Linked DNA regions of Mus musculus: regions 1 and 3 are each linked to region 2. The links are chromatin loops, found by intact Hi-C in ENCODE. Cell type or tissue: gastrocnemius. All regions are shown on one strand.

Region 1 (2,500 bases), 100 kb before region 2:
AAGGTGGGGGTGAATCAGATCTCCAGGATAGCATCCTTGATGCTGGGGGAATCACAGAAGCAGACATCAAGAGGTTCAGGACCAAGAGGGAACCCAGAACCCTTAATTTTAGAGCCTGCCAGACATGGGTCCTACTCTCTCCTTCCAACCCCTCCTCCTCCTCTCTGCTTGAGCCTTCATGAGGCTCAGCCTTTGGGCTTTGCTACTTCCAAGGACTTCAGGAATCCAGGGAGTGCAGGCATCCAGGCTGGGGGTGGGGGATGGGAAAAAGGCCCACCTTCACTTTCAGGCCTGCATTTTACCTGGGGATGGCTGAGAAGTGCATGCACATGTGTGTTCACGTGTGTATGTAAGACAGGAGACATTGCCTTCTACCTTGTTTGAAGCAGGATCTCTGTTGTTCGCTCTCCATACAGCATACCAGGCTAGTCTGCCCAGGGACTGCTTGAGAGTCTGCCTGTCATCTCTCTGGGGGGCGGGGCTTGAGGATTGCAGATGCGGTCTGGGGTCCTCTTGTATGAATGGGAACATTCTACCCACAGAGACATCTCCCAGCATTCCCCTCTGTTTTAGACAAGATGGCCTGACACGATCTTCCTATCTCATCTAGTTCTGCAGTAAGGAATCATACAAATGTGTACCGTCGTGACTAGCTTTGATTTTAGCCCATTGTGGATTTGGGGTCTTCTGATTCGGGATGCTCACCGTGAACTTTCTAGTCCGATAGAACCATGGTGAATGGTGCTAAAGATGCATCGCATCTTCTTCTGCTATAGCAGAGGGGGGGGATGAATGGCCGACCCAGACTCCCTGCCTAGCACCTACAGGGCAGTGTGACATGGCCATCATTTAAGTGACACCATTAGGTGACTTGTCCAAAGGAGATACTGTGCCAGCTCCCAAGGGCAATTAAACCCCACCTCTTCTGACCTGCAGAGTTTTGCTCTTTTCACTATTGTCCACTGGGTCTGTCTGCTGCCCCCTGCTGGGTGGCACAGTCATGTTGGTGAGGAGCACAAACCTTCTAGCCAGTTGATGCATCCAGATCAAAAAATCTTTCCACACAACAAAAAAATTTAAAAATTGGGCCTGCTTGCCTTGAAGCAGGGATCCCGTGGCGGCTCTGCAGGAACTACCTGCAAGAAGGCGGAGCCAGGCACAGAGGCTCAGAGATGGAGGGCTCACCATGCTAATGGATGCCCTTGCTCTGGGTAGCCCTAGCCTTCCACATGGTAAGGTTGAGCCTCCTCACACCTAGGAGCTGCAGTCAATGGGAATGTCCCAGCAGCTCCAGGCAGAAGCAGTTTCACCCACAGGCAGCTGGTGTCAGGATTGCCTACCCGAGGATGGCAGCTGCCTAATTCCAGAGGCAGGGCCCTGGTCCACCTCTCAGCAGAATGTTCAGACCCATGTGGGGACGGGGATTTCTAGAAGACTCCAAGGGTTCTTCGGGCTCTGGGAAATGTGGTCTGCCTAGAGGTAGGTGTGTTCCTCTTTTTATTTTATTTTATTTTATTTTATTTTATTTTTTCACTTTATATCCCACTCACTGCCACCTCTCCTGGTTCCTCCCTCCTACAGTCTTTTCCTCTATCCCTCCCCTTCTCTGATAGGAGTCCCCCCACCCCAAAGTCTCTGCAGTGCTAGGTTCATCCTCTCCCACTGAGCATCATCCTCTCCCACTGAGGCCAGACAAGGCAGCCTGTGTAGAAGAACATATTCCACAGACAGGCAACGGTTTTTGGCATATCCCCCCCACCCCCCGCTCCTGTTGTTCGTGTCCCTCATGAAGACCAAGCAAGCTGCACATCTGGTACATATGTACAGGGAGGTCTAGGTCCAGCTCCTCTATGCTCTTTGGTTGGTGGTTCAATCTATGAGAGCTCCAAGGGTCCAGAGCTGTTGGACTCTGTTGCACTCTTCCTGAAGAGTTCCTGTCCCCTTCGGGACACTCAATCCTTCCCCCTACTCTCCCATAATAGTTCTCAAGCTCCAGCCACTGTTTAGCTGTGTGTGGAGCATCTGTCTGAGTCAGCTGCTGAGTGGAACCTCTCAGAGAACAGCCATGCTAGATTCCTGTCTTTGAGCATAACAGAGTATCATTAGTAGTGTCAGGGATTGGTGCTTGCCCATGGAATGGGTCTGGAGTTGAGCCAGTAACTTGTACAACCACTTTGGACATCAATTTGGTGTTTTCTCAGAAAATTAGGAATACCTCAAGACCCAGCTATACCACTCCTGGGCATATACCCAGAAGATGCTCCAACATCTCACAAAGAAACTTGCTCTATAGCAGCTTTACTTAAAATAGCCAGCAACTAGAAACAACCTAGATGCCCCTCAATGGAAGAATGGTAGAGAAAATGTGGTACATCTACATAATGCAATACTATTCAGCTATTAAAAAACAAAGACATCATGCATTTCACAGGCAAATGATGGAACATCTTCCTTTGGAGAGATAGCTCAGGGGTTAAGAACACCTGGTCTTCTGCTTATT
Region 2 (2,500 bases):
TCGAGGCTCACCCGGGTCTCGGAGGGGATGCGGATCCACGTCACATTCATGTAGCTGTGTAGAAGGTTCAGCTTGGCTTCTAGGGACAGGATGAGGCTGACAAAAGAACACCCAGTGAGAAGCTCCGGAGGTGGCAGGAGCTCACTCGCCTGCGCGTGCAATCCTCTCCCTGCCCTTTAGTCCCCCAAATCCCAACAGGAGTCCTGTCACCACCACTCTCCCGCAGGGTGTTGGGGTCCGGACTGGACTGCGGGGCAGGTCTTACTTGGCTAACCGGGCATTGTCGTTGTCATCTTTCCCCCATTCCCAGTCCTTTCCCGGGTCCACAGCAAAGTGCAAGGGCAGCAGCTTGTGTTCCGAATCCGTCAGAGGGATCACAGCTGAAACAGAAGAGAGAGGCATGGTGACAGGCACCTCATCTGCCTGCCAGGAGGCTGGAGGCACCAGCAGAGTTCAGAGCTCAGAAATTCAAAAATAGCTGTCCCAGGGCAGGTAACCTAATGGAGACAGAAGGTAGACTCAGAACTTGCATACCACGAATGTTAAGACTATAGGTTTCAAACTTGTTTCTATTATGTAGGCGAAGAGCAAGCAGGTGGAGGCATCACCTGGACTGACAGGGTCTCTTTCTGTTAGAGGGCAGGCATCTCTCTGCTGTCAGGATGAGAAAAAGCTATGGGTGCTTTTGCTATTTCCGAAGAAAAACCCAGATGGGTGTGGTGAACCACGGAAGGCCACTTTTGGATGACCTGCTCCTTGCCTCCATTTCATCTCAGAGAAGGGCAGAATTTGCAAGTTGGGAGAGGTGTGAGCTGAGCTCTGCTGAGGCAAGACTGGAGGTGGGGGCTGCACCCCCCGCCCCCACCAGGGAGCTCATCTGCATAGGACCAGGCAGCAGGCTCCTACAGAAAGCATCTAGTGACAAGTCCAGGAGAGGCAGTGTTGGCCTACAGCCCCTTTAAAAGGGGAGCAGAGAGGGAGCCTTCTGTGGCGGTGGTGATTAGGTGGGGGAGTCTGGCCTGTTACTTCTCAGAGGAGCTGGTTCACCACAAAGCATCTGGACAGAGGCACACCAGCCACCGAGACCAGTATGGGTGGGGTCAGTATCTACCTACAGGTGTACTGAGATCTGATGAGTTCCCGAGGGATCCCTGCTCCTAGCAAATGGAATCCTTAATGTCACATCTGCTTTCTCCTCAGGGTGTTGTCAGGGGTAGTGAACAGGAAGAAGTGTGGAGATGGTTTCCAAATTCCACCTTCCTAATGAGTACCAGTCTCCTTTCTGTCACTTCGCTCAGGATGCCCCACCCCTCTGGAGTCTCACCACCGCAGAGAAGCCCAGCTCAGGGCCCCTGGCAGCTGCTTTGTTCCTTTGCTTGCCCGTAGCCTATGATTCATACTAGCAGTGCCATGGCAAGAACAAAAAGGCAAACAAAACACAGAAAATCCAGGAGCCAATACTGCAAAGTTGAGAAATTAGATGCGACTCAATGCTGCCCTCTAGTGTTTCTAAAGAGACTGTGAGTGCAAACTGCTTCTCCCCCCCCACCCCACCCCCTTTCTTCCCACCTAAACAGATGAAAGGCAGTTTTGTGGATCACCAGCCAGTTTAGGGGTTTTCCTTGTGTGTGGCCAGCCATGGAGCAGTGTAGGTAAGGTCTGACGGGGGAGGGGACTGGGACATCTCATTCTGCTTTGATGTGGCTTTCGTTTCCAGGGCTGAGCTCAGCCTGTCTTGTAGGTCAGCAAACACACATTGAGGCTTTGGTGTGGCTTCCTACCGGTGGCTGGGGGACAGCAGAGGTGATCCTTAGGGACACTGCATCCCAGACTCACTAGAATTGTGTCCCCTAGGGATCTGTACTTCATACAGAGGGCCAACGCAAGGGTCCTGAATCAGGATGGAGGGCTACGTTGTAAATAAGCTTCCCTGTGGATCTTCAAATCAAGGTGTTTTGGAAAAGATTGTTATAGAGGATAATAACTTGTCAGAAATAATTCCTGTGGGTATAATTTGGGTGTTCTGGGTCAGGCTGTCTACCCCTTCATGGGCCAGCTGTGACTATACTTTCCATCCTCTTAGCAAGGGGGTGTGGTGGGGAGTGGTTTGCTTAGCTGAATGCACAGGCTGTGAGCAAAGTAATATGGTCAGTTCTGGGCAATATGGCCAGGCTTAGGGGACGTTTCCCTCTCTGCCCATGTCTCCTACACAGACAATGCAAGTATATGACGTCAGGAGCAGGCTCTTGAACCTCATTGGGAGAAGAACTGTCTGCTAACCAGAACTCCAGCATAGGCTTTGTTGACTTGGGAGCCCAACCTGAGCCACTATGATTTTGTCTGGTTTCTGATAAATTACCTAAACCAGGACGTCCCAGCTTTCTTACCTTACGGCTACAGCGTGCCTGGGGATTCTTACCCTCAGCAGATAGCCTGGACTGGGTTCCTGGTCTGTCTACTCTGAGAAGACAACTGAAATACATCTGAAGATTCTAGTGCT
Region 3 (2,500 bases), 620 kb before region 2:
ACTGCTGGATACTCTGATGAAGAAGGATGGACGACCCTCAGCAACAGAAAGTAGCCTATAGAAGTCTATGCCTCCTTTCCCCTCTAATATTCTTTCCTACCTAGCGTTAGGGAGGTGGAAGGGAGAAGGGTGGAATAAGAGATGGAACTGAGGTAAAGATATGAGAACCTAATGATGTAATACAACAAATACGCCAACATTTTCCCCTTTGTCCATTACGTTTTCTTCTTTCTTCAGTCCCATTTGCTCCGGCCCAAAGATGTATTTACTGTTACATGTAAGTACACTGTAGCTGTCTGCAGACACCCCCAGAAGAGGGCGTCAGATCTCCTAACAGATGGTTGTGAGCCACCATGTGGTTGCTGGGATTTGAACTCAGGACCTTCAGAAGAGCAGTCAGTGCTCTTAACCGCTGAGCCATCTCTTCAGTCCCAGCCATTATATTTTAACACATGAGTTTGGGGGCCATTCTCTGACTATGGCCCCACTAATAGGACATTTAAAAATCTCCCCAAGTTGGTGTTTGTTTCTGAGACAGAGTCACACTATGCAGCCACAAGAAGCCTTGTAGACCAGGCTGCCCTCCATCTCAGATCCGCCTGCTCCTGCCTCCCAAGTGCTGGCATTAAAGGTGTGTATCACCACGCCCAAAAACATCCTAAATTTTATTCAAAATAGGATTTATCTTTTTCCTCTGAATAAATACTTTTGAGTAATTATCTCATCTCCCCACACTTTAAGGTGTTAGTTTTAGCAGTGATTTAACTATTACATAGTTTGTATTTTTGTGGAAATTTTAACAATTTGCTATACCAGGCTCTTGTATGTGCACATAGTTAGGAACTACATTTTAAGTCTAATCGGACTAGTTTTACCTTTAAAGTATATTAATCATGACCATTTCCTGTCATTATTGACCTGATTTATTTGGTTTTTCTATTTATTTTCTCTCTGTTCATCTAACTTTCTCTGGTCCTTCTTTCATGTCAAGTCAAACTAATCATAAAATATTTATCATGATTAGCGTATCATAGCGTTTCATTAATTTTTAGTTGTGTTAGGAATGCTGGGTGAGATGACGGCATGGCTTTAATCCCAGGACTCTGGAGGCACAGGCAGGATGATCTCTGAGTTAGAGGTGATCCTGGTCTACAGAGTGAGTCTGTAGGTCTACAGAGAAACCTTTACTCAAAAAACAAAACAAAAAGGGATTACCACCACAACGGTTAATGTTCTGCTACCTTAGTGTAAAGCTCTTGAGGTAGTAGAGTACAATCATGTCACAGTTTCCTCAGTCTACACACTCCATTTCTCTTTTGGTCCGCCTTCTGCTCGATCACTCTGTCCTCCACTAGCTGAGCCTTGGAGCGAAGACGCGGGGATCGGCTGGGGATGCCTGTAGCGCCTTGCTCTGGCTGGTCCGGGCTGCGCAGAGCGACTGCCCGCCTTGTGGCCCTTTGAGAGCGACTCAGCCTGTTCCGCTGCAGTGAGTTCAGGGGAGTCTGAGCGAGTCAGCGTCCTCTTTTTAAGACAAACGGTTCTTAGAAAGGCCCTGAAAGTAAGTGCAGCTTGGTCCTTCCGAAGCGAGGGACACAGAGCATGCGCGGAGCTGCAGGTCCGCTCCGATCTGTATCCACTTCAGGGTTCTCGTTCCAGAAGTTGCCATTCTACGTTTCAGTTGTCGGCCGACCCCGTAAATGTATAAAAATATTTTTAACTCATGTATTTTATTTTGTAGGAAGAAGTTGAACGAATAACGACATCAAATGCTATTTCACTTTGTATTAGTTCACGGCGAGAGTAAAAGTAACCCTTTAGGGTCCTTCACCTGGGGTGGCCGCTGTATTAACTGATGAGGAGGTAGCAGGGACCCTTTTTTTTTGTTGTTGTTTTTACTAATTCAAGCCAAGTGAATGAAAGTAAAACATTTCGGTCCTTACCTGAGATGACCTGATTTTCTTCTTGGGTCGCCCACTTTCTCTAATAGTCATGCCGTCACAAAGGAAATCACCTGATCAAAAAAGACCCCGTAGAAGCTTATCTACCAGCAAAACTGCAAAAAGCCAGTGTCATTCGATTACTTCGTATTTTAACAGTGCACCACCTGCTAAACTTGCATGTTCAACTTGTCATAAAATGGTGCCCAGGTATGACCTCATTCGGCACCTTGATGAGTCTTGTGCTAACAACGGTGTTGGTGATGACGTTCAAGTAGAGCCTGCTCAGGCTGGATTAATGAGTCCAACTGTGCCTACATCAGATTTACCCAGTGGTCCTTTAGAGAATGTGACACCTCAGAAATTATCACCACCAAAGAGAAGTTTAATTTCTGTCCAATGTGGTTCAAAACTGGGCATACAACAGCAGACCAGTCCCTACTTTAAAGATGCCTTAGTGTCCAAAGATCAAAATGAGCTTCCAAATCAGAGTGTAGAAATTATGCCTTTGGGAAGTCTGACATCGAAATTGTCCAGACGATACTTAAACGCTAAAAAATCAC

What was found. A loop is a pair of places that touch in the nucleus more often than their neighbours do. Peaks named below come from ENCODE experiments on the same cell type or tissue, not always from the same donor. Only the 100,000 strongest peaks of a DNase experiment are listed, where the experiment ranks them.
Region 1: a loop joins it to region 2, with 6 times the contacts of the local background. A loop is called at or near these places in 18 of 42 quality-filtered maps.
Region 3: it touches region 2 in a loop (3-fold over the local background); 2 of 42 quality-filtered maps call a loop at or near these places.

The regions. Positions count from the first base shown.
Region 1 is chr7:63,853,972-63,856,471 of GRCm38, reverse strand. No RefSeq gene overlaps it. Among named protein-coding and RNA genes, the nearest start is that of Gm39023, 2.6 kb to the right of the region's middle. In gastrocnemius, a CTCF peak has its summit at 996 (motif pointing left); a DNase peak (open chromatin) is centred at 985; H3K27ac peaks cover 1,342 bases.
Region 2 is chr7:63,752,512-63,755,011 of GRCm38, reverse strand. Otud7a (OTU domain containing 7A) reads right to left here. Exons shown (of 14, transcript NM_130880.1): 12 at 266-380; 13 at 12-96. Among named protein-coding and RNA genes, the nearest start is that of Gm39023, 99 kb to the left of the region's middle. In gastrocnemius, a CTCF peak has its summit at 1,485 (motif pointing left); DNase peaks (open chromatin) are centred at 20, 953, 1,363 and 1,676; H3K4me3 peaks cover 786 bases; H3K27ac peaks cover 1,444 bases.
Region 3 is chr7:64,372,993-64,375,492 of GRCm38, reverse strand. Fan1 (FANCD2/FANCI-associated nuclease 1) reads left to right here and starts at 1,437. Exons shown (of 14, transcript NM_177893.4): 1 at 1,437-1,558; 2 at 1,739-2,500. The coding sequence starts at 1,990. In gastrocnemius, a CTCF peak has its summit at 1,443; a DNase peak (open chromatin) is centred at 1,411; H3K4me3 peaks cover 1,387 bases; H3K27ac peaks cover 1,435 bases.